6 separate regions of the Homo sapiens genome follow, and all the other regions are linked to region 1. A link is an interaction called in ENCODE POLR2A ChIA-PET data of the cell type or tissue named here. Cell type or tissue: K562. All regions are shown on one strand.

The links. ChIA-PET counts read pairs that join two places held together with the same protein. Peaks named below come from ENCODE experiments on the same cell type or tissue, not always from the same donor. Only the 100,000 strongest peaks of a DNase experiment are listed, where the experiment ranks them.
Region 2: POLR2A ChIA-PET joins it to region 1 with 10 read pairs; 4 of 35 experiments call an interaction of 5 or more read pairs at or near these places.
Region 3: POLR2A ChIA-PET joins it to region 1 with 14 read pairs; 13 of 35 experiments call an interaction of 5 or more read pairs at or near these places.
Region 4: POLR2A ChIA-PET joins it to region 1 with 13 read pairs; 31 of 35 experiments call an interaction of 5 or more read pairs at or near these places.
Region 5: POLR2A ChIA-PET joins it to region 1 with 16 read pairs; 25 of 35 experiments call an interaction of 5 or more read pairs at or near these places.
Region 6: POLR2A ChIA-PET joins it to region 1 with 11 read pairs; 9 of 35 experiments call an interaction of 5 or more read pairs at or near these places.

Annotation. Positions count from the first base shown.
Region 1 is chr1:44,818,181-44,822,180 of GRCh38, reverse strand. PTCH2 (patched 2) reads left to right here. Exons shown (of 22, transcript NM_003738.5): 22 at 1-243. It overlaps LOC107984952 (a long non-coding RNA gene), which reads right to left and starts at 1,702. Exons shown (of 2, transcript XR_001738036.3): 1 at 1,619-1,702; 2 at 187-950. It also overlaps the pseudogene RNU5E-6P. RefSeq lists enhancers at 1-454, 455-1,112, 1,769-2,425, 2,432-2,481, 2,512-2,611 and 1 more and a silencer at 1,802-2,521. In K562, CTCF peaks have their summits at 1,900 and 2,536; DNase peaks (open chromatin) are centred at 1,940 and 2,390; H3K4me3 peaks cover 1,468 bases.
Region 2 is chr1:45,264,687-45,268,686 of GRCh38, reverse strand. No RefSeq gene overlaps it. Among named protein-coding and RNA genes, the nearest start is that of LINC01144, 37 kb to the left of the region's middle. In K562, no CTCF peak of the experiment used is centred here; a DNase peak (open chromatin) is centred at 2,226.
Region 3 is chr1:45,498,182-45,502,181 of GRCh38, reverse strand. It overlaps CCDC163 (CCDC163 homolog), which reads left to right and starts at 2,109. Exons shown (of 5, transcript NM_001102601.3): 1 at 2,109-2,650; 2 at 2,739-2,837. The coding sequence starts at 2,573. MMACHC (metabolism of cobalamin associated C) reads right to left here and starts at 1,882. Exons shown (of 4, transcript NM_015506.3): 1 at 1,769-1,882. The coding sequence starts at 1,849. RefSeq lists enhancers at 1,888-2,087, 1,637-2,169. In K562, CTCF peaks have their summits at 2,230 and 2,761; DNase peaks (open chromatin) are centred at 2,011 and 2,591; H3K4me3 peaks cover 2,396 bases.
Region 4 is chr1:44,764,982-44,768,981 of GRCh38, reverse strand. It overlaps KIF2C (kinesin family member 2C), which reads right to left. Exons shown (of 21, transcript NM_006845.4): 20 at 2,033-2,156; 21 at 1,215-1,885. The coding sequence ends at 1,803. Among named protein-coding and RNA genes, the nearest start is that of SNORD160, 4.9 kb to the right of the region's middle. In K562, no CTCF peak of the experiment used is centred here; no DNase peak of the experiment used is centred here.
Region 5 is chr1:45,301,287-45,305,286 of GRCh38, reverse strand. It overlaps LINC01144 (long intergenic non-protein coding RNA 1144), which reads right to left and starts at 1,377. Exons shown (of 1, transcript NR_024270.1): 1 at 1-1,377. LOC105378691 (a long non-coding RNA gene) reads left to right here and starts at 1,541. Exons shown (of 3, transcript XR_947287.4): 1 at 1,541-1,795. RefSeq lists enhancers at 1,045-1,284, 1,745-1,804 and a silencer at 1,475-1,654. In K562, a CTCF peak has its summit at 1,157 (motif pointing right); DNase peaks (open chromatin) are centred at 536, 1,206 and 1,566; H3K4me3 peaks cover 2,122 bases.
Region 6 is chr1:44,900,511-44,904,510 of GRCh38, reverse strand. The region is part of intron 5 of EIF2B3 (eukaryotic translation initiation factor 2B subunit gamma); the gene reads left to right. Among named protein-coding and RNA genes, the nearest start is that of PTCH2, 59 kb to the right of the region's middle. In K562, no CTCF peak of the experiment used is centred here; no DNase peak of the experiment used is centred here.

The sequences.
Region 1 (4,000 bases):
GGGCTGCAGTGCAGCCCTGTCCCCCTTCCCACCCCACACCACTGCCTGCCCAGCTGACCAAGCCTGAGGGACCCTCCAGCACCCTTCCGTCTGGTGACTCCTGGGCAGGCTCTCCATATCCCTGCCCACCTCCTACCACATCCATTATTTATATGAAAATGTCTATTTTTGTAGTATACATACATGTTAGCTATGATGAAAGTTTTATTTTTTAAAGAATGAAATATATTCTATGTGAACTAATCTCAGATGACTTCAGTGCTTTTTTTTGGACAGAGTGGGGAGTTTGCAAGTGAACATTAGCTATTGGAAGGAGCTTCTCTGGTGCCAGGACCTGAGGTATTAGCTTCTCTAGTTCTGGGTGGAAAAGACCCCAGATTCTGGATTTTTGTCATATACTTGGTAACATCATCTGGATTAAGTGCTTACTATACAAAACGATAACAAATTTTGTTGGTGTGAAATCCTACTGGGTTCAATCTGGAGACCGAGAGCAGAAAAAAAAGAACCCCACTGTGTGGCTTTCAGAGCCACCATATTCCAGCCTGCCCGTCTCTCCAGACTCACCTCCACCTACCTGCTTCACCCGCACGGGAAACGGCAAGGCAGAGGGGCAAAGCCATGCAGCAGGTGGAAGGCGAGGTGGAGGCAGATCAGGAAAGCAGCCAGTTGAAGCAGAGAGAGGTCAACAGGGTCTGGGGAGCTTCTCAGGAGGTTTGTGGACCCAGGGAAAGGAGCCAGGTTCCAGAGCAACCTCCAAGGCAAAGGCCTCTGTAAGTTGGTTGTCCTGACAGCCGAGAGGTGTCTTTGGCCAGTCAGCCAGTGGATCAGTTGCGGGAACTGCTCAGAAACTGAGGTGCTAGCAGTTAGTGAGGACACAGCGTAAGTTGTTTGTTCTGTGAAAGTTGAACAGCTCCACTAAGCAGAGGCCTTGAAGAGTGGCCACAGCCCTGGAATAGAGCACAGAGCCTCACCTAGAGGCGTGGGGAGGTTTGCAACTGCCCCTTCCCAGCCATAGCTTAGGACCCATAGTCTAGTTCACATAGACCCTGGGCTCCAACCACCCACTCACCAGGAATGATCCCACCCCAGGAACAATGCGTTCTCACATCCCACCCCACCTGGACAAAGGCCAGGAAATCATGTTCTGACCAAAAGATACAACAACAAAAACAACAACAACAAAAAACGCCTATTGCAATTGAATCCACGCTAAAATGCCTAAAAAGCTCAAGAGAAGCGGGTAGTTGGCAGAGAACCTAGAGTAGGGGGTGCAACCAGCAGGCCCAAGGGAGGGAGGCTGCATTTGGGTCCAGCAGTGTTTGGGTCACCAAGAAGGGCCTTCTAGGTGGAGCAGAGAGAGCTCACCAGGCCAGAATAGTGCAAAGGGGGTCAGCCCTCAGTGCCACTTACCAGCGGAGTAACCCTGGGCAAGTTAGCCAGCCTCACTAAGCCTCCTCATCTTCATCTTTCCAGGCCCGAGGAGATCTAGCCTCTGCCTCCCACCCCAGCACCCCCTCATCAGACACACGGAGCGCCACTGTCTGGACAGGCTGAATTGGTCTTCGGGTCCCTAATTTCTCATACGCCATTCCCTCTGCCTAGAACACTTTCTCACCTCCCCTTGATGTGACCCCATATCACCCTTCGAGGTGAATTGGATCGGATGCCATCTCCTCCAGGAGGGGTGGGGTCGTGCCTCCTGTGAGGTCCCAGTGCCCCTGAGTGTCTGTGCCCGTCTGTTTCCCCGTCCCTCTCTCTAAGCCCGGAGGCTTACTGCGGGTAAGGACGGCGGGACAGGACCTTAACCCCTGGGACGAACACCAGCTCCGCAAAGGACTCCGCACCCGGCGCCGCCCACGGGGTGCGGGTCCCAGGAGGACCAGCAGAGAGGAGCATAGGAGAGCAAAGGAGATCAGTGACCCATGGCTTCCCCGGTGGCGCGGAACAGCCCGGAGCCGCCTGTGATTTGCATACCCATGGTGCACCACGAAAAGATACCCTCAAGATGCTTGCACTCCCTCTGTGCGCGCATTTCTGCACTGTTTTAGAGCATGATGCCTCTTACACGCATCTGTGTGCATAAACTACATATAGGGAGTGCGTACCACGCAGGCATCCAACAACCATAAGTGTGTTAAGTGTTAGTTCTCCCTGCGAGGTTCGAAGCGGAAGTCACGAATATACTCGGGTTTCTCTTCAAAGCGCATAAATCTTTCGCCTTTTACTAAAGATTTCCGTGGAGAGAAAGTTGTGAGTTTTTATTCAATTTTTTGAGGCCTCTTATTTCCTGAGGCTACATTTTTAAGTATTAAAAGTTAGGCAACTACAACCAAGGAACTTGGTCATTTGTTATTTGTACCAAATGTTCACAAACTTATTCGGGCGTGGTGGTGCCTGTTTGCAATCCCACCTATTGGAGAAGCTGGGGCGGGAGAGTCTCTTGACTCTAGAAGACGGAGGTTGTAGTGATCCGAGATCGCGCCACTGCCCTCTAGTCAGAGTGGCAGAGACTCCTGGGGCGGGAGAGTCTCTTGACTCTAGAAGACGGAGGTTGTAGTGATCCGAGATCGCGCCACTGCCCTCTAGTCAGAGTGACAGAGATTCAGTGTAAAACAAAAAAAAATCAGAAGTTTGCGTGACACCTTGTTTTGAGCTACATTTGGGGTTTATTGGCTTCTGCAGTGTGCAGTAAGACTGGCTTCTATTGTTTATTTCTTGCGTTTTTGTTGCATTTCGTTGCAGATTTAAGAGATAAACAGTGGAAGGCGCTTTCAAGTCGTCCGGTCATTAATTAAGCCTTATTGTGGCTAGAGGTTCAGGGGCGGTATATCGCGCCAACCAAACTCCTTGTTCTATTCCCAGAGACAGTAGCTGTTAGCGGTTTGGTGTGGCTCTTCCAGACTGATTTTTTTTTCCCAACTCGATTGCGAATCCAAACACAGTTTATGTGGTGAAGAGACAAGGTTCCTTCTCCTATGGAGCTTTTTTCTTTTGAGATGGAGTCTCACTTTGTCACCCAGGCTGGAGTGCAGTGGCTCAATCTCGGCTCACTACAACCTCCGCCTCCCGGGTTCAAGCGATTCTCCTGCCTCAGCCTGCGGAGTACCTGGGACTACAGGCGCCCGCCACCACACCCGACTAATTTTTGTATTTTTAGTAGAGACGGGGTTTCACCGTGTTGGTGAGGATGGTCTCGATCTCCTGACCTCGTGATCCGCCTGCCTCAGCCTCCCAAAGTGCTGGGATTACAGGTGTGAGCCACCACACCTGGCCCTTTTCTTTCTTTCTTTCTTTTTTTTGTTTTTTGTTTGTTTGTTTGTTTGTTTGTTTGTTTTTGAGAGGGAGTTTCGCTCTTGTTGCCCAGGCTGGAGTGCAGTGGCGCGATCTCGGCTCACTGCAACCTCCACCTCCCGGGTTCAAGCGATTCTCCTCCTCAGCATCTGGGATTACAGGCGCACCACCACGCCCGGCTAATTTTTGTGTTTTTAGTAGAGACAGAGTTTCACCATGTTGGCCAGGCTGGTCTCAAACTCCTGACCCCAGGTAATCCGCCTGCCTCGGCCTTCCAAAGTGTTGGGATTACAGGCAAAAGCCAACGTGCCCGGCCCCTATGGAGCTTTTCTAATAGAACCAAACACAAAACAAATTGAATAAATAATATAAATCCCAGATAAATAATATCTCAGTGAGAAGTGCCCTGTAGAAAGAGCATTTTGATAGAATGGTCTACCTCCTTCCTATTCCCTCTCCATAAGGGAGCTCACCTACTTCCATGGCTTTAAGTAAATGCCATCTGATAGCTAGTGACCCCCCAGTTTACAGCCATCAGCTAGTCCTGTTGACTCCCTTCCATCAGCTGGTCCTGTTGATACCTTCAAAGCGTACGCTTCATCCAACCACATTTTACCACCTCCACTGCTGCCATCCTGGTCCAAGATCTCTTGCTGGATAATTGCAATAGCCCCTAACTGTTCTCCCTAGACCACTCTTCTACCTC
Region 2 (4,000 bases), 450 kb before region 1:
CCATTTTCATGCTGCTGATAAAGACATACCCGAGACTGGGAAGAAAAAGAGGCTTAATTGGACTTATAGTCCCACATGGCTGGGGAGGCCTCAGAATCATGATGGAAGGCGAAAAGCACTTCTTACATGGCAGCAGCAAGAGAAAATGAGGAAGAAGGAAAAGCAGAAACCCCTGATAAACCCATCAGATCTCGTTAGACTTATTCACTATCACGGGAATAGCATGGGAAAGACTGACCCTCGTGATTCAATTACCTCCCCTGGGTTCCTCCCACAACATGTGGGAATTCTGGGAGATACAATTCAAGTTGAGATCTGGGTGGGGACACAGCCAAATCATATCACTTGACCTGGTGAGATGTAATATTCATTATTCCCTGTTGTAATCCAGCACAGAAGTAATGCCTGATACACACACAGCAGACACTCAAAAATATTATTGAATAAACAAGTGAGTGAATAAATCTCTGTACTTATCATAATCATTCAGATGTTAAATTCTATTCCAGTTGCCTAAGTAGGAATGAATGTACAACTAACACTGGTAGAAACAGAGAAAGTCTGAATTATGCAGCATTAATCTAACAAGTACAGTGAACTACTGTATTATTGCTTGTTTGCTCGTGTTTACATTTTCTTCACAAAAATATAATTTTTGTTTTACAACTGTGTGGTAAATTAGGATATGGCTTATTCTGTGACCAGCTCATTCATCATCTCTTCCAATGTCATTATGGTGTGACTTTCTGAAATGCAGAGACTGAAAAGTTAAACTACGTTTCCCAGGTTCCTTTACTGTTAGAGTTCTAAATGAGACTTAGGTTCCTTCAAACAAATGCATTCACATGGGACCTGAAAAGGAACTGGGCTCCTAATAATTCCCTCATACAGTATATGGTAATTTCCCCTACCTGCAGACTCACCTTCCCCTACCCACAATCTATATGGTTCCAGGAGAGAGTTTTAGGAATCCATCTTTCTGGTCCCAATGGTCATAGAGCTGTTTGGTCTGGACCTGGAAGTGCAAGTGATGGCTCCCTAATTTGGCAGGAGCTTCCTGAAGTGGAAGAGGTGGCATGATTTCAGAAAGTTGGTGGCTACTGGGTGTTAATCCCTGATTCAGCTGGTAGTTTACTATTCTTAGTGGGAGCAGCAGCTTCCTTTACAGCTCAGCTCTAGAGTGTGGCTTTGAGAGTTGTTTCTGGAAGACTGGCCTACAGTTTCTCCAGCCCATCTAATCATACTGTAAGCCATTTAATATCTTGCATTACATCCATTTCTTTTTTTTTTTTTTTTTTGAGACGGAATTTTGCTCTTTTTGCCCAGGCTGGAGTGCAATGATGTGATCTCGGCTCACTGCAACCTCCACCTCCTGGGGTTCAAGTGATTCTCCTGCCTCAGCCTCCCAAGTAGCTGGGATTACAGGTGCCCACCACCATGCCCAGCTAATTTGTTGTATTTTTAGTAGAGATGGGGTTTCACTATGTTGGCCAGGCTGGTCTCGAACTCCTGACCTCAGGCGATCCACCCACCTTGGCCTCCTAAAGTGTTGAAATTACAGGCGTGAGCCACTGTGCCCGGCCACAATAAATCCATTTCTGTACAAAGGAGTAGTAATTTTTTTTTCCCTCTGCCACTGAAACCTAACCCAAAGCAAGGGACTAGGAGGTCCTGTACAACTGACATGATTTATTACTATGTAGATTATTAGAATACAGATGTAATTTAATATTTATGAAATTTCACATATTCTATTGTCAGGGCCATCCAGCTTCAAACAAAAATATATGCTCCTGCAACATTCTACAAATTGATTTTTCAAAAAATCCTACCAAATTTAAATTCTATTGAAGTATTCTTTTATTGTTTTCTAGTGCCATTAGGACTGTGGTTTGCATGCAACAGAATTATACTAGATTTAAGCAAAAGAAAAATGAATTTATATAAGGATACAGGTCATCTCATGAAACTCCAGGGCTAGGAAGTGGTAGAACCTCAGGAATAACCTGGAGCCAAGGATTGCAGTGCTAAAGAGAACTTAGGAAGCCCTCTTGCCAGCTCTCACTCTTTCTCTCTCCTTCATTCTTTCTCATTACTAACTGTAAGGAATACGGCTGTGCTTTGGTCAAAAATAGGCCAAGGTAAACATCCAGAGTGACTCAGCGAGTTTAGAGTGCAGGCGTATAACTCCACTTGTTATCACAGCCATGTAGCCATAACATGGGAAGGCCATTCCTTGACTCTAAGCCACTATTGTCTGTAAAAGGTATAATTGCCCTGATAACACTGTACAGGCATGCTGGAGCCAAGAGAAAGAGAAAGAGAGTCAAAGCTGTCCATCTTTGCAGACAGACAGAGGGGAGCCAGGACACAGCTTGGCTTGCTTGTGCCCAGAGAGAGTTTAGCTGCTGACCCTGAAGGCAAGGGAGAGCCAGCCACGCAGCTGTGTGTGGGAGCCGCCGGACTAAGCAGCCAAGACAGGGCGGACAGTGTGAGAGAGCTGTTGATGAGAGCTGCTGCTGAATAAAATCATCTTTCACCTGCTTATGGCCCCCCTGGGTGTTCTTTCTGCTCATCCACCCACTCCCCTCATACCCCAGCATGACAATTGGCGTAGTTGTGAACTTGACACTAGTGTTCTCTGTATCCTAATCCACTGGCTTAAAAAAAAAAAAAAGCCTCTAGGCCAGACGTGGTGGCTCACACCTGTAATCCCAGCACTTTAGAAGGCTGAGGCAGGCAGATCACTTGAGCCCAGGAGTTAGAGACCAGCCTGGACAACATGGTGAGATCCCTGTCTCTACAAAAAATACAAAAATTAGCTGGGCGTGGTGGCATACACCTGTGGTCCCAGCTACTCAGGAGGCTGATGTGGGAAAATTGCTGGAGCCCAGGGGATCGAGGCTGCAGTGAGCTGTGATCATGCCACTGCACTCCAGCCTGGGTGACAGAGCAAGACCAAATCTCAAAAATAAATAAATAAACCAAAATAAAAGGATAGACAGGTAGACTGAGGCAGAAATCTCCCAGACTCAATTCCAGAGTGTTGAGGAAAGTCCATGAGTAACCAGCTTCAGTCTGGTGCCTAGTTCAGCCAAGCTGCACAACTCTAAAGGGTGCCATTCATCTAAACCTCTAAAGGATGCCATTCTATGAAATAGTGCCCCTGGTGCATATTTTACAGAAGGGAATGTGAATGATGCCCCTTTGGCACCAATCAGCTGGAGTCTGGAGTCCGAGTTCCATACAGGAACTTGGCAATGGGTGCTGTGTTCCTGGAACCATATAGATTGTGGGTAGGGGAAGGTGGATTTGTAGATAAGGGAAATTACCATATACTGTACAATTATTAGGAGCTCAGGAGACAAGTTCATGGATGTGTATTACAAGAATGGTATACTGATTTTAAATATATTAGACCAGGAAGAGACAAATTATGGCCCACAGGCCAGATCCAGTCTGCCCCTTGTTTTTGGAAACATGGTTTCATTAGAACACAACCATGCTCAGTTATTTGTATATTGTCAATGGCCTCATTTGTTCTAGAATGGCAGAGTTGAGCAGTTGCAACAGAGATTATACAGTTCACAAAGACTACAATATTTACTACCTGGTTCCTTACAGGAAAATGTTGATCCTTTGCCTAGATCCTTGATGCCCAAAAGGAGGTCCACAAGCCTGCAGTCTCAGCATCACCTCGGAGCTTCTCAGGCCTTCACCTGGAACTACTAAATCAGAACTTGCATTTAAATAAGATCCCCAGGTGATTCAGAGGCACATTAAAGTCTGAGAAGCACCATGTGAAACTTATCAGTGGGCGCAAGCAATACTATTGAAATATTCATTCACAAACCCTTTTTAGCCTATGGGACACGATGCAATACCCCAGCATATTAGATTAGTGTGCCACTATCCCTGGATTTGATGTAGTGATTTTTTTTTCTGACTACGTCAAGGCAGAGTGTCATTACCATCAGCACAAATTCTTACCAAACATCTG
Region 3 (4,000 bases), 680 kb before region 1:
CTGTAGAGGGAATCAGAGGGAGAGAAGGCTGGAGAGATCAATAGGAGTGAGATTTTGATTGGCTTTGAATACCAATTTAAGGAATATGGATTTAATTTGGTGACAGTGAAGAGCCACTGAAGATTTAAGGAGTAAACTAGCATGATCATTTTTAGATCACACTGGCTGCAGTGTGGAGGAGGGACTGGAGGTAAAATTACAGCAAGGAGGTTATTACAGTAATCCAAGTGAGAAATGGTGGCCTGGACCACAGCATAGATGGGTGGAATACAAGGGAATGGATTTGGGAGATTCAGTAGACAGTCTTATAGGTCTTGGTGGCTGATTGGATGTGGGGGTAGGGAGGTGAGAGGTAGGAGCCTAGGGTGACTGGCAGGGCTGCAGTTGGCTTTGTTCAGTACAAAAGCTCCTAATACCCAGGTCTACTCAACTTGCCAGATAGGCATTCTCACTCTCCCACACACCTGCCATCCACTGAAACGGTGTCTCAAAGAGTTAAAGGTCGATCTGCAACAAATAGCTTTTGTTTTCTCAAAAACCCAGTGTCATAATATTAGCTTCCAGCACATCAGGCATCAAGCCCTTTTACTTGGTAACACCACACCACTATCTCCACACCTTTACTCAAGCTTTTTCTGATATTTGGGATGTACATAACCCTCCTTCCTTCCAATCTATCTTTTCATATATAGCTCAATTCCATTTTTTCTGGCAAGACCAGTCTCAAGCTAGACCCAACCTACTTCTCCCTCTATATCCTCTCCCAGGACTGCTGTGAGCCACTCAGCAGAAGGAATGGGAAGTGGGTAGTCTCTTAAGCATCAGGCAAAGGGCTCAAGCTGAGCTGATTTAGCTTTGTAACTTAACTGCTCAGTGCACAGGGCACTGATGTGGGGAAATGTAACCGTGTAAATGGGGGTCGGGGTGCGGTGCTGAGACTGCTGTGCCAGGCAAGTGTACAAAGTTTCATTACCCAGCCCAGCACTGATGACTGGAAATATCATGAATTATCCTTCTGTTGGTAGAGGGAACAAACCAGCCAATTGTTTGCCTGTTCATCACCAGGAATGCCCTTCCTTCCTCAGCTGACCTAAATGATAGCTATGCAAACCTTCTAGGCTTTGCCCTCTCCTAAATCCTTTAGGAAGTTCCAAGGTGACTTTGCCTCACAGGTCCCTTTCTTCTTGTAAATTATATAGGTGACAATCTGAGCCACACACGCTACAGGTCATATGGTGTCTCCCGTTAACGAATCCGGCATTATATGGTGGCAAAAGGTTAAACATGCGACAACTTTTTTTTTTTTTTTTTTTTTTGACACGGAGTTTCGCTCTTTGTTGCTCAGGCTGGACTGCAATGGCGCAATCTCGGCTCACTGCAACCTCCGTCTCATGGGTTCAAGCAATTGTCCTGCCTCAGCCTCCCGAGTAGCTGGGATTACAGGCATGCACCACCACGCCCGGCTAATTTTATATTTTTAGTAGAGATGGGGTTTCACCATGTTGGCCAGGCTGGTCTCGAACTCCTCACCTCAGGTGATCCGCCCGCCTCGGCCTCCCAAAGTGCTGGGATTACAGGCGTGAGCCACCATGCCCGGCCTCGACCACTACCTTTTTAACCCAAGCCCCCACTGAAACTCTGTCCCTGTTGTCACATGGACACTGGGCTGCAGGAACCCAGGAGGATCAGAGGCTCCCGAGGCCTCACGCCAGTTGCAACGAAGCCAATCATATATTTCGCCCTAGAACAGCAGGAGGGATAAACTAACCTGGAAGGGGTAAACCTCGAAGCCAAAAGGACATAGCGTGTCCTCGATCTTCTGCTTCAGCTCTGCGACTTTCGGCTCCATAGCGCACGTTACACGCTGAGCTTGCTGGGGAATGAAGTCTCAAGGACAATTGGGCCGTTACGTTTTGAGTCAGCTTCGACTCCATTTCCCAGGTAGGAAATGGGTCCAGTAGCGGGACCATATTGCCTATGCGCGATGCATCTTGGGATGCGTAGTTCGTTTCCTCCTTGGAGACAGCCACACGAAATCAGGAAGACTCAGTTTCCCGGCAAGCTACACGGTGGGGGTGTGCATGTACGTGTCTCTTCTAGAGAAAGGTAGTTCCACCGCCTCCATCGCCGGTTGTGTTCGCAAGAGGCGACCTCAGTTTCCCAGGTGGCGCTGCGGCAGCCAGTCCAAAGTCGGACTTTCAAAACCAACCCGAAGTTTTGAACCCGGCGGCGGCAGTTGTCACTGGCACAGGTTTGGCGTGGTGGCGCCAGTGTACTACTTCTGGGGAGGTCTCAACCAGGTTCTGGCACCTTCAATCCCCACCTGATATCTGCGTATCATCACGGTATCCCGCTTTTCCCCCAGTTCCCCAAGAGCGTCCTTCCTTTCCCTAGTCACAGGATCGCAGTTTTGGTCTGATAGTGCATCCACCTACCCCAGTGTTGCATCCCCACTTCCCTCTTTCCATCTAACGTGGTGGCCTTTCCTGGGGATACCTTGGGTATCCCCCGCTAGGAGAGCAAGCACAAGACACCAGGGAGCCAGACCCCTGCCGCTCCCCTGCCACAGGATATGAATACGAGCCTCAGCTGGTTTGAGCAGCTGGATGTGCTTCTCAACGCTACTGATGGAAATGTGGTCCGGAATAAGGTGAGGGGTTGGTGGAGGTCCCCAGTTTGCGTGGGGAGGCTAAGGGACTCTCAGAGTTCATTGGCCTGTGCATCTGTTTCTTTTGTAGCAGTGGCTGTATCCTCTTGGGGTCTCCACAGAGCTCATTGGCCTGTGCATCTGTTTCTTCTGTAGCAGTGGCTGTATCTTCTTGGGGTCTCCACCGCAGGTAAGTAATGTCTCTTTCTACTTCCAAGCCCTTTCTCTTTCTGTGCCTTCCTCCAGTGCCCGTATCATCCATTATTCCTTCCAAATTCCAACTCTGTCCTTTCCTGAACTCTGTTTCCCCACACAGACCCTGCACTTAACCCTTCCTTATTTCCTCAGCCGGGGACCTGGCTGGGACCTGGATTTCCTCTCATCACTTGCCTCTGCAGTCAGGAGTCCAAGCTCAACAGCCTTGGGCTTTAGAGACTCCCATAGTTCCACAAAGGCTGAGCTGCCCTGAGTCCTAGAGCCCATCCTCTCTCTGGGGTGAGGTTGCTATTCTCTGATCCTAATTTCAATGTCAGGCTCAGGTGAGGCTTGGAATCCTTGGTGTGTATATGTGATGTTTGTGTAAGATGAGGATACTAGGGGTCGGGAAAAGCTGTTATACAGTAGTTCATGTGCTTTTTTCTGCCTGGGGAGGTGACAGGCACTAAGGCAGGCAGTGCAGGGCCTGCTAGAAGAGCGAGAGCAGCAGAAGTACCAGATCAGTGTCCTGGAAGGTATCTGGCCAGTTATTTTCTTCATATACACAGCTTCATATGTATGCACACAATTTTGCCACACACCTGTTGTGTGTGCACATGTGTCTTGTTTTGCAAGTAGAGTATCTAGGGTCTTGTGAAACTCTTAGAGAGGATGATCCCTAACTTGTCCCACTACAGCATCACTAAGGTTGCTGCAGGGGGCCCCAAAGGGGAGTGCTTTTCTCCTGGAGCAATGCCTGGAGGAGCTGAGAAAGGAACTGCAGGGCCTTCAGAGCCAGGTGTGGGAGCAAACCCAAGCCCAAGCCCAAGCCCAGATGCAAACAGGACCAGGAGAATGCAGTACTACCAATGGCCTTCCTCAGGAGCTGCAGACTGAGTAAGGGATAGTCAAGACCTTGCCTTCTTTTTTTTTTTTTTTTTTTTTGGGTTTGTTTTTCTTTTATTGATCATTCTTGGGTGTTTCTCACAGAGGGGGATTTGGCAGGGTCATAGGACAATAGTGGAGGGAAGGTCAGCAGATAAACAAGTGAACAAAGGTCTCTGGTTTTCCTAGGCAGAGGACCCTGCGGCCTTCGGCAGTGTTTGTGTCCCTGGGTACTTGAGATTAGGGAGTGGTGATGACTCTTAATGAGCATAC
Region 4 (4,000 bases), 53 kb after region 1:
CTGGCATAGTGCAGTGGCTCATGCCTGTAATCCCAGCACTTTGGGAGGCCGAGGTAGGAGGATTGCTTGAGGCCAGGAGTCTCTGTGACTGAGGGCTTCCCACACATTTGCTTGTATGGTTCCTAGGTTAAACCTTTTAGTGGCACCTCATTACCATTCAGATAATCCATGCTCAATGACATGGAATATAGAGTTCTCCAGTTCCTAAACTGTTCATGCCCTATGACTGGGCCCTCAGTCCACTGGACAGACTTTTTTTCAAGACCAAATTGGTGTTTCCCTTTGGATCCTTCCCTGTCCAGCAAGTTAAGTGCTTTCATCAGCCTTTGTGTGAATGGTAATGAGGTATCACTAAAAGGTTTTAAGCAAATGTGTGTTCAGGGAGCCCTCAGTCAGGGGGACTCCTGGCCTCAACCCCACAGAATCTTTTAACAGGCCCTGGGCTGACTGTAATAGGGTGCCATCTTCTTTTTTTTTTAACACGGAGTTTCGCTCTTGTTGCCTAGGCTGGAGTGCAATGGCGCGATCTTCGCTCACCGCAACCTCCGCCTCCTAGGATTACAGGCATGCGCCACCACGGCCGGCTAATTTTTTGGATTTTTAGTAGAGACGGGGTTTCACCATGTTGGTCTCCAATTCCTGACCTCAGGTGATCCACCTGCCTCGGCCTCCCAAAGTGCTGGGATTACAGGTGTTAGCCACTACACCTGGCCTTTTTTTTTGAGACAGCCTTACTCTGTCTCCCAGGCTGGAGTGCTGTGGCACAGTCTCGGCTCACTGCCGCCTCCGCCTCCCGGGTTCAAGCAATTCTCCTGCCTCAGCCTCCTGAGTAGCTAGAACTATAGGTGCGTGCCACCATGTACCATGCCCAGCTAATTTTTGTATTTTTAGTAGAGATGGGGTTTCACCATGTTGGCCAGGCTGGTCTTGAATTCCTGACCTTGCGATCTGCCCGCCTTGGCCTTCCAAAGTGCTGGGATTATAGGCGTGGGCCACCGTGCCCGGCGGCCATCTTCCTTCTACTTAAGAGTTTCTGTTCCCAGGCCTAGTAAGCATCTCATAGACATCAAACAAGTCACAGGAGTCTTCAGCTTGTCATTGGAATTGTAGGTGTGGATATGGCCTCCTGGAAGGAGTACAGAATCAGTACTACCCAGAGGCCAAAGGTACAGTCATGTCCTTAGTCCCAAAAGGCTCAGACACATCCCAGGCCCTTTCCACACACTTAAACAGCTGATTTATTTTTTCTCTTTATTGTTACATACAATGTATAAACACATAAAACAGAAAACAGTAGGGATCCTCTAGGATCTCTAGGGAGACAGTAAAGTAGAAAGAGGTCTCAGAAACATTTTTTTAAAGTACAAGACATTCAGTGCTCGGCCCAAAGGCGTAGAAGGTTTAGAGCCAGCAGATAGCTGTACTAAAGGCTCCGTCTCTCTCCCCAGAGCCAGGACAACCCCAGGGAGCTCTCCATTAGCAGCCAGTCCACGCAGGCAGGATGCTGCGGAGAAAGCTCTATGCTGAGAACATTCCCCTTGATGGAAAGAAGGGCAACACAAAAGGGTAACTAAGAGCTCCTTCCTCTCGTGAGGGCGACAACTGAGGAACAGAAAAGGAGTGTCCCATGTCACTCTGACCCCCTCCCCAGCTGCCCTGGGCCCAGATGCCCCCATACTTGGCATTTACCAGAACCTGTCCCAGCTCAGACCCTGCCTAGACCCACCAGGTACCCAAAGTTCTCTGGGGAGGGCCAGGGAAGAGGCTGGGTGTCAAACCAAACAGATTTTTATTTGCAGTCGTCACTGGGGCCGTTTCTTGCTGCTTATTTGTCTGCTAGCCTGCTCTTCCAGCTGCATGGCCAGGCGCAAGGCCTTGATGACATCTGGAAGAAAGGGTAGCGGTACATATGGGGTTAGTGAGAGTCTGAGGAGCCCCCATTCACTCAGGGCAGAGCTGCCATCACCTGCAGCTGCCCAAGAGCCAGCAGAGGCCACCATCGTCCACCTGCACCCCATCCAGCCACACCCACCTCGCAGGGCTGAGAAATGCTTGGCTTGCTGGGCCAGAGCAGATTCCGCTTTGTTCACAAAGGTCTCCAGGTCATAGTCTGGCTGCTCGGTCATCTCAGAGAGCTCAAGCCAGTCTGGTCCTTGCTACAACACAGGGAGGACCTTGTCAGTTCAATAACCATTTAGCAAATCATTCCTGGGGTCCTACCAACTGCAATGCAGACACCTGAGTAAGATGCTTTACCTCTGGTCCCTGACCCATACCCTGGCTGTTCACCCTCTCCCCAAGGAAATCCTTAGCTTGAATTCACCCTCTTCCTACCCCAAGCTTGTTTTTTTCGTTTTCTTTGTTTCTTTTTTGAGACAGTTTCACTCTTGTTGCCCAGGCTGGAGTGCAATGGCGTGATCTCGGCTCACCATAGCCTCCACCCCCCGAGTTTAAGGGATTCTCCTGCTTCAGCCTCCCAAGTAGCTGGGATTACAGGCAAGTGCTACCACGCCCAGCTAATTTTGTATTTTTAGTAGAGACGGGGTTTCTCCATGTTGGCCAGGCTGATCTCGAACTCTCGACCTCAGGTGATCCGCAGGCCTCGGCCTCTCAAAGTGCTGGGATTACAGGCTTGAGCCACCACTTCCGGCCTCCTATCCCAAGCTTATCCCCATCTCTTATGTCAAATGAATAACATCATTGGTCCTGATGCCCAAGCTAGAAATTTGAGTGATTTTATTTTTATTGTTTTTTGAGATGGAGTCTCACTCTGTCACCCAGGCTGGAGTGAAGTGGTGTGCGATCCTGGCTCACTGCAACCTCCGCCTCCCAGGTTTAAGTGATTCTCCTGTCTCAGCCTCCCGAGTAGCTGGGACTACAGGCACACACCACCATAGCCAGCTAATTTATTTATTTATTTATTTTTTCTTTAAGACGGAGTCTTGCTCTGTCGCCAGGTTGGAGTGCAGTGGCGTGATCTCGGCTCACTGCAACCTCCGCCTCCCGGGTTCAAGTGATTCTCCTGCCTCAGCCTCCCAAGTAGCTGGGATTACAGGTGCCTGCCACCATGCCTGGCTAATTTTTGTATTTTTAGTAGAGACAAGATTTCACCTTGTTAGCCAGGCTGGTCTCAAATTCCCGACCTTAGTTGATCTGCCTGCATCAGCCTCCTAAAGTGCTAGGATTACAGGCGTGAGCCATCACGCCCGGTCAAATGATTCTTTTTAAATAATAGGTATACAACTCAGCCTCCCGAGTAGCTGAGACTACAGGTACGCGCCACCACACCAGGCTATTTTTTTTTATTTTTTAGTAGAGACAGGGTTTCACTATGTTGGCCAGGATGGTCTTGATCTCCTGACCTTGTGATCTGCCTGCCTTGGCCTCCCAAAGTGCTGGGATTATAGGCATAAGCCACCGCGCCCAGCCCGAGTGACTTTATTCTTTCACCGTACTTGTCACCAAATCCTCCTCAATTCTGCTCCCTAAATGGTTTTTTTCTTTCTTTCTTTCTTTTTTTATTATTATACTTTAAGTTCTAGGGTACATGTGCACAACGTGCAGGTTTGTTACATATGTATACATGAACTATGTTGGTGTGCTGCACCCATTAACTTGTCATTTACATTGGGTATATCTCCTAATGCTATCCCTACCCTCAGTTCTTTTTATTATAATTTTTGCTGCACACACCACCTTTGGGATATTTATTTATTTTTATTTTTTGTAGAGATGGGGCCATGTTACCCAGGCTGGTCTCGAACTCCTGAGCTCAAGTGATCTTCCTTCCTTGACCTCCCAAAGTGTTGGGATTACAGGCATGACTCACTGCACCTGGCCAAATGATTATTTTATTTTATTTTTGAGACAGTCTTGCTCTGTTGCCCAGGCTGGAGTGCAGTGGCACCATCTCGGCTCACTATAACCTTCGCCTCCTGGGCTCAAGTGATTCTCCTGCCTCAGCCTCCCAAGTAGCTGGGATAACAGATGCCTGCCACCA
Region 5 (4,000 bases), 480 kb before region 1:
AGGCAGGTTTGCCCTGAGTAGTTCCCAGCTTGACTTTTCCCTTCAGCTTAGTGATTTGTGGGGCCCCAAGATTTCCCACAAGTGAAAGGAAAATATCTCAATCCCCCGCCCCAAATCACCAAGCTCAAAGGAAAATTCAGGTTGGGAACTGCTCAGGCCACACCTGCCTCCCATTCTATTCAGTCACCCCTCTGCTCATGATGAACAGGATGCTGCTGAACCCTGGGGTCGCTGGGGCCTTAAATGACTTTGATGATGAGAGACTGGGCATGGAGAGCTAGAGGCCCTCATCTCCCTTCCCCAGCGAGTCGGAAGCGTCCCCATTACTAGTTCCTAGAATATGCTGAGATGTCTCAGGTTGCGGTGTGCAGCTGGGAGTTGCAGCCTGGCAGGAGGCCCAGGTTTTAGCCTGTGAACCGGGGCCCTGCTATGTAGGCCAGGGTGGCTCTGACCTGGCACTCTGTGGGGCCAGGGCAGACATAGCAGCAAAGGCCATGGGGTCACAAAGAGAGAGACTGCAGAAGGATCAGGAGTAACAGGCATAATGGGGCTATTCTTCCCTAGGCCTGAACACTGGGAAGGCACTGGCAGGGCCCCGGTTTTGATGGTGGATTCTTGGAGTAGGGGCCTTGGTAATAGGGCTCTGAGTGCTGGGGCAGAATGGGCTATCTTGACCCTTCATAGTCAGGGTCCCAAGTGGGCAATCCTGGAGCCTCCAGGTCTTTGGTCCAGCGGCGGGGTTTTCCACTCAAGGGCCACAGGTACAGACAAGCAGAGCAGAAACAGCCCCCCCGGCCTTTCACTTCCCACCTGCTCCCGAGGGAGAGAGTAAGGTTTCTGGGGGTAAGTGGGGGCTATCTGAAAGAAAAGGGTGATTTTGGCTGGGGCTCGGTGCCCTACAAGAGCCCTTGCTTGACTTTGACGCAAGGCACAGACTGGGCTCTGAAGGGGCAGGCTGGGGGGTAGACGTCGTCATGGATGTTGGATCTCCCTTCCGGCCATGGCCCAAGTACGACCCCTGTTCCCTTAAAGTCAGGACCTCGCAGAACTTTCGCAAGATGGGTCCTCGGAGTCTGCCCGCGATTGCGCTCCCAAGGGGTGCCGCTGCCGAGGGTAGGCGCGCCAGTCGAGATCAAAGCGGATGGGATGACGCCACTGGAGGGCGCGCGGGGCCGCGGGGCAGGGTGGTGCTCCTGCTGCAGGTTTCAGGCCTCTTCTGCCTTCTACAGCCGCCAGGTCAGCAGAGGCGGAGGCCCGGGCTGTGGATGGCCGAGGAGCCGAACTCGTGAAGCCACGTTCCTCCTGCAGCTCTTAACCCAGGCGCGGCGGCTCGCCGGGCCGCTCCCCTTACTCCGAAACCGTGAGCCTCAGCCCTTCCCTCTCTCCCCAATCCCAGGGGGCGCCGGCGGACACCCCAGAAACCCACGCGCTCTCGTTCCTGGTCCCGCCCCCTCTACGTTCCCTCCCCCTCTACGTTCCCTCCCCTTTTCCTTCCAGAGGCGGCGGCCCCGGAAGCTCCCGCCATTCTGGACCCGCCCCCTCCAAGCTCCCGCCCCTTTCCCTTCCTGTGGAGGCGGCCTCGGAAGCTCCCGTCTTTCTGGACCCGCCCCTTCCCCACCCTGCTCCGCCCTCGGCCCCGGCCCCCGCTCCGAGCTCCCTTAGCTCTAAGCGGTTCCGGAAGCTCCCGCCTTTCTGGACACGCCCCTGCCTCCCCCACAGGATTCCGACTCTCTCCCGGCTCGTCGAGGGCTTGACATTTTACCGGGGGGTGGCCCAGAAAAACCTCGTAGAGATGGTGACTTTAAAAAATTCTTTTTCGGCTAGGTGCGGTGACTCACGCCTGTAATCCCAGCGCTTTGGGAGGCCGAGGCGGGCGGATCACTTGAAATCACGAGTTCGAGATCCGCCTGGCCAACATGGTGAAACCCCGTCTCTACAAAAATACAAAAATTAGCCGGGCGTAGTGGCGCAGGCCTGTGGTCCCAGCTACTCGGGAGGTTGAGGTGGGAGGATCGCCCGAGCTGGGGGAGGTTAAGGCTGCAGTGAGCTGTGATCGCGCCACTGCACTCCAGCCTGGACGACAGGGCAAGATTGTGCCTTAAAAATAAAAACTTGTTTTGGTAAAATACACATAATATTTACCATATGTACTTTTTTTTTTTTTTTAAATGGAGTCTGGTTCTGTTGCCCAGACTGGAGTGCAGTGGCACACCACTGGGTTCAAGCGATTCTCGTGTCTCAGCCACCCATGTAGCTGGGATTACAGGCATGCGCCACCACGCTGGGCTAATTTTTGTCTTTTTAGTAGAGATGGGGGTTTCTGCCATGTTGGCCAGGCTGGTCTGGAACTCGTGGCCTCAGGTGATCTGCCTGCCTTGGCCTCCCAAAGTGCTGGGATTACAGGCTGAGCCACCGTGCCCGGCCCTACCATGATTTTTTTTTTTTTTAAACAGAAGTCTTGCTCTGTCGCCCAGGCAATGGCACGATCTCGGCTAATTGCATCCTCCGCCTCCGGGGTTCAAGTGATTCTCCTGCCTCAGCTTCCAGAATAGCTGGGATTACAGGCACCTGCACCATGCCCAGTTAATTTTTGTATTTTTGGTAGAGAGGGAGTTTCGCCATGTTGGCCAGGCTGGTCTCGAACACTTGACCTCAGGTGATCACCTGCCTTGGCCTCCCAGAGTGCTGGGATTACAGGTGTCAGCCACTGCGCCCAGCCTACCATGGTATTTTTAATGGCCACGTAATACCCTGTGTGTGTTATATTGTGTGGATGTGTTATATTAATTTAACCAGCCCCCTATTGATTAACATTGTAGCTGTTTATAAAATGGTGTAGTAAACATCCTTTCTGTAGGTCTTTGTGCACATATGGAGTATATTTGTAGGCTGATTTCTTGGAAGTAGAATTGTTGGGGTAAAAGCTATGTGTGTGTTTAATTTATGATTTTACCTATTTACCCTCCCACTAGTGACTTGTTTAGCTACATTTATTCAAATTGTCTGCACTCGCTTTCTCCACAACCTTACCTCCTACTCACTCCACAACTCATTCTAATTTGGCTTCTCTCTATCACTGCACCTTCAAAGGCTCTAAGGTCACCAATGATCTTCATGTTGTCCTATGGACAATCTTCAGATCTCATTTCACTGCTTCTCTAAAAGACTTCATACAGTTGACCATTCTCTCCTTTGTGAAACATTCTTCTCCCAGCTTTCATAGTGCCACATTCGCCTGGTTTTGCTCTAGCCATGTTGTCTTTCCTCTGCCCACTCTGAAATGTTGGTGCTGCTCAGAGCTTTGGTTACCATCTACATGCAGTTGATCCACACAGTGAAGTCTCCCTTCCTAACCTTTATTCAACTGCTTATTTGTCATCTTGAGTTGAATGTCCCACAGGGACCTCAAATCAATCATACCCAACATTATCCTCCCCCTTCTCATGCTCCCATCTCAGTAGCTGTTCCACTGCTCTCCTAGCCAGAAACCTACAGGTCTGGTTACTTGAATGTCCCTATTCCTCAATGCGCACCTCTAGTCAATCACCATGGCCCTGCCCATTCTATTTCCATAATCCTTTTCCCTTTTTTTTTTCTTTTGAGACAGGTTCTCGCTCTGTTGCCCAGGCTGGAGTGTAGTGGTGCAATCATGCCTCACTGTAACCTCAACCTCTCCAGCTCCTCCTGCCTTAGCCTCCCGAGAAGCTGGGAAGCTGGGACCACAGACACACCACCATGCCTGGCTAATTTTCCTTTTTTTTTTTTTTTTTTTTTTGAGACGGAATCTCGCTCTGTCACCCAGGCTGGAGTGCAGTGGCGTGGTCTCAGCTCGCTGCAAGCTCCGCCTCCTGGGTTCATGCCATTCTCCTGCCTCAGCCTCCTGAGTAGCTGGGACTACGGGCGCCTGCCACCACGCCTGGCTAATTTTTTGTATTTGTAGTAGAGATGGGGTTTCACCGTGTTAGCCGGGATGGTCTCAATCTCCTGACCTTGTGATCCG
Region 6 (4,000 bases), 82 kb before region 1:
TAAAGTAGAAGGTGATTATCTGAAGGTCTTCAAATAGAGGAGTTGTTTATGTTGCTGCATTGAACACTGCAAGATAGTTAAGTTACTGTAGGAGGCTTTTATCCTCATCTGAATTGTTATCTCTGGTTTTATGAATAACTGTTTCAAGCTCCAGTTCCACTGGCATCTGAATTCAGAAGCCATCCATGACACTTCCTTCTCTGTTAACATTCATATTCATGCAAAGAGAAGCCTGTGATAAAATTAATTTTCTCTTGTATTTGACTTTTTTTTGTGCAACTGGGTTTTCTTCATTCTGTTCTCACCCAATACCATTCTCTGGTCCCCAAACTTTGAACTTAGCTTGGTTAGGAAAAAGTCATTCTGTGCAGCCATATAAGCTGGCAGGACACACTCAGTTTTTTGGGTTTTTTTGTTTGTTTGTTTTGTTTTTTTGAGATGGAGTCTGCCCTGTCTCCCAGGCTGGAGTGCAGTGGCATGATCTCAGCTCATTGCAACCTCCACCTCCCGGGTTCAAGCGATTCTCCTGCCTTGGCCTCCTGAGTAGCTGAGATTACAGGTGTGTGCTACCACACCTGGCTAATTTTTTTTGTAGTTTTAGTAGAGATGGGGTTTTGCCATGTTGGCCAGGCTGGTCTCGAACTCCTGACCTCAGGTGATCCATCCATGTCAGCCTCCCAAAGTGCTGGGATTATGGCATGAGCCACCACACCTAGCCAACACACTCAGTTTAAATTAATGATGGCTTTCCTTTCTCACTGAGTAACTGTGGACTATATCAACATGCATACCAGTTCTCCCACTAGGCTAGAAATTCTTACGGTCTCATTCACAGCAATGCTGAAAATCTAAATGTGTTCACACAGGGTGTCTAGATGAATTTCAGTTTTTAAACATGCAGCTACTATAAACTGCTTCTTTGCCTGTCAGCTCTTTTCTACCCACCCTTCTAGGAACTAAGCATTGTACAATGAGCATATTGGGGAATAGAACTCCCAGTTGGCTTCTGCTGTACTTAGGCAGTGAGCAGGATAAAAACAACTCAGTTCCTCCCACACACATGATGATGCTGGGAATGGGGAAGAAGGGAGCAGACTTCAAGAACATTTGGCATTGCCCTGAGCCTGGGGACCTTTGTAGATTTGAAGGGAATGAGGATCTGAAAATCCCTGGAGATCTTTTGGGGGAAAATTAAAGATCTTGTTGTTAACTAAAGACCTTTTTTTAGAGTCACTAAGAGCTTTGGACATGTAAAGTACTAATTTTGTCTTTCATGGACATATTTCCTTCTTTCAAGGCTGCCTTTCAGAACTGCTTTTTTTATTCCCTAGCTCTATCGTTCACAGATGTTTTGTACAGTGTTCATGGTACATATATCTTTGTGTTCAGCTTTCTTTAAATTAAAGCAAATCTCAGAAAAGTTCAAAGTATGCAGTCCTGCATAATCTCATAGACCAGTAGCTGTGTGTTAGTCTTTCTTACAGCTTCCCTAGAAATCCTAAAGCTTTGCCCCTGACATACAGTATGTGTTGTTAATATTTGGAACAAACTTGGGTAAATAAATATTGAAACACGGGTACAGCTTGGTTCTTGAACTACTCGAAATTTAAAAGTAATCTGCCCAAAGCAGGCAGCCGCTTCTTTGGGAGCTTTCTTTTTTTTTTTTTTTTTTTTTTTTTTTAAAGAAAGAGTCTCTTTTCTGTTGCCCAGGCTGGAGTGCAGTAGCACGTTCATGGCTCGCAGCAGCCTCGAGCTCCTGGGCTCAAACAGTCCTCCCACCTGAGACACCCGAGTAGCTGGGACCACAGGCACATGCCACCATGCCTGGCTAGTTTTTCTTTCTTTATTTTTTGTGGAGACAAGGTCTCCTTATATTGCCCAGGCTGGTCTTGAACTCCTGAGCTTGAGCAGTCCTCCCACACTGGCATCCCAAAGTGTTGGGATTACATGCATGAGCCACTGTGCCTGACTGGAAACATTTCTTTCTTTCTTTTTTTCTTTTTTTTAATTATTATGAGACAGGGTCTTGCTTAGTCGCCTAGGTGCTGGGGTGCAGTAGTGCAATCATAGCTCACTGCAGCCTCGACTTCCTGGGCCCAGGTGGTCTAAGAGGGCAGCTCTCACAGATCTATAGGATTATCACAAACCCTATTAGAATCTCAGTTGGATATTTTTGCTGAAATTGACAAGTTGATCTTAAAAGTTATATGGAAATACAAAGAACACAGAATATCCAGAACAATGTTGAAAAACAACAAAAAAGTTGAAGAAATTATGCTTCCCAAGCTCAAAACTTACTATAAAGCTATGGTAGTCAAGACAAGTATGGTACTGGCATAAGGACAGACAGACAGATCTGTGGAACAGAACTAAGAGTCCAAAAATAAACCCTTAGGTTTATGGTCATTTGATTTTTACCTGAGATGTCCAGGCAACTCAACAGGAAAAGGATAGATTTTTACACAAATTGTGCTAGAACAGTTTGATCCTTACTTGCAGAAAGATTGATTTAGAACCTTACCTCACTCCATACAGAAAAAAGAAAATGGATTACAGACCTAACATGAGAGCTAAAACTGTAAGAGTTGTATAGATTTTATTTCTTAAAAATTAAAGATTTTGAACCCCAAAGACACTATTAAGAAAATGAGGGCCGGGTGCAGTGGCTCTTGCAGGTAATCCCAGCATTTTGGGAGGCCAAACCAGGTGGATTGCTTGAACCAGGAGTTCAAGACCAGCCTGGGGAACATGGCAAAACCCGTCTCTACAAAGAAAATGCAAAAAGTAGCCAGGTGTGGTGTCACGTGCCTATAGTCCCAGCTACTCAGGAGGCTGAGGAGGGAGGATCACCTGAGCCCAGGGAGGTTGAGGGGGCAGTGAGCTGTGATCACGCCACAGCACTCCAGCCTGGATGACAGAGTAAGACCCTGTCTCAAGAAAAAAAAAAAAAAAAAAAAAAAGGCCAGGCCCAGTGGCTCATGCCTGTCATCCCAGCGCTTTGGGAGTCTGAGGCAGGAGGATCGCTTGGGGCCAGGAGTTTGAGAAGAGCCTGGGCAACAAAGTGAGACCCTATCTCTATAAAAAAATCTTAAAGGGACTGGGCGCAGTGGCTCACGCCTGTAATCCCAACACTTTGGGAGGCCGAGGCGGGTGGATCACCTGAGGTCAGGAGTTTGAGACCAGCCTGGCCAACATGGCAAAACCCCATCTCTACTGAAAATACAAAAATTAGTTGGGCATGGTGGTGGGCGCTTGTAATCTCACCTCCTATGGAGGCTGAGGCAGGAGAATTGCTTAAACCTGGGAGGCAGGGGTTGCAGTGAGCCGAGATCACGCCATTCCACTCCAGCCTGGGCAACAAGAGCAAAACTCCGTCTCAAAAAAAAAAAATTTTTTTTTCAATTAGCCAGGCATGGCACGAACCTGTAGTCCCACCTCTTTGGGAAACTGAGGCATTAGGATCACTTGAGCCCAGGAGTTCTAGGCTGCAGTTTTGATCATGCCTGGGTGATGGAGCGAAACCCTGTCTCTGAGAAAAGAAAGAAAATAAGGAAATGAAAAGATAAGAACTCTTCCAACTCAAAAAAATCACTAACAGCCTAATTTCAAAATAGGCAAAAGACTTGAATGAACATTTCACCAAAGAAAATACACAAATGGCTAACAAGCACATGAAAAGATCCTCAACATCATGTCATAGGGAAATGCAGACCAAAACTTTGATGATACTGCTTCACACCCATTAGAATGGCTGCAGTTTTTTTTAAGTGACAGAAAAAGCAAATCTATAAATCTATAGAGACAGGAGGCAGATTAATGATTGCCTGAGATGTGATAAGAAAGGGGATTGGTTTTTTTTAAATTATTATTTCAACTGTTATTTAGATGTGCAAGTATGTTACATGGTATATTGTGTGATGGTGAGATTTGGGTGCGATTGAACCCATCACCCAGGTAGTGAGCATAGAACAAAACAGGTATTTTTTCAACTCTTGCTCTC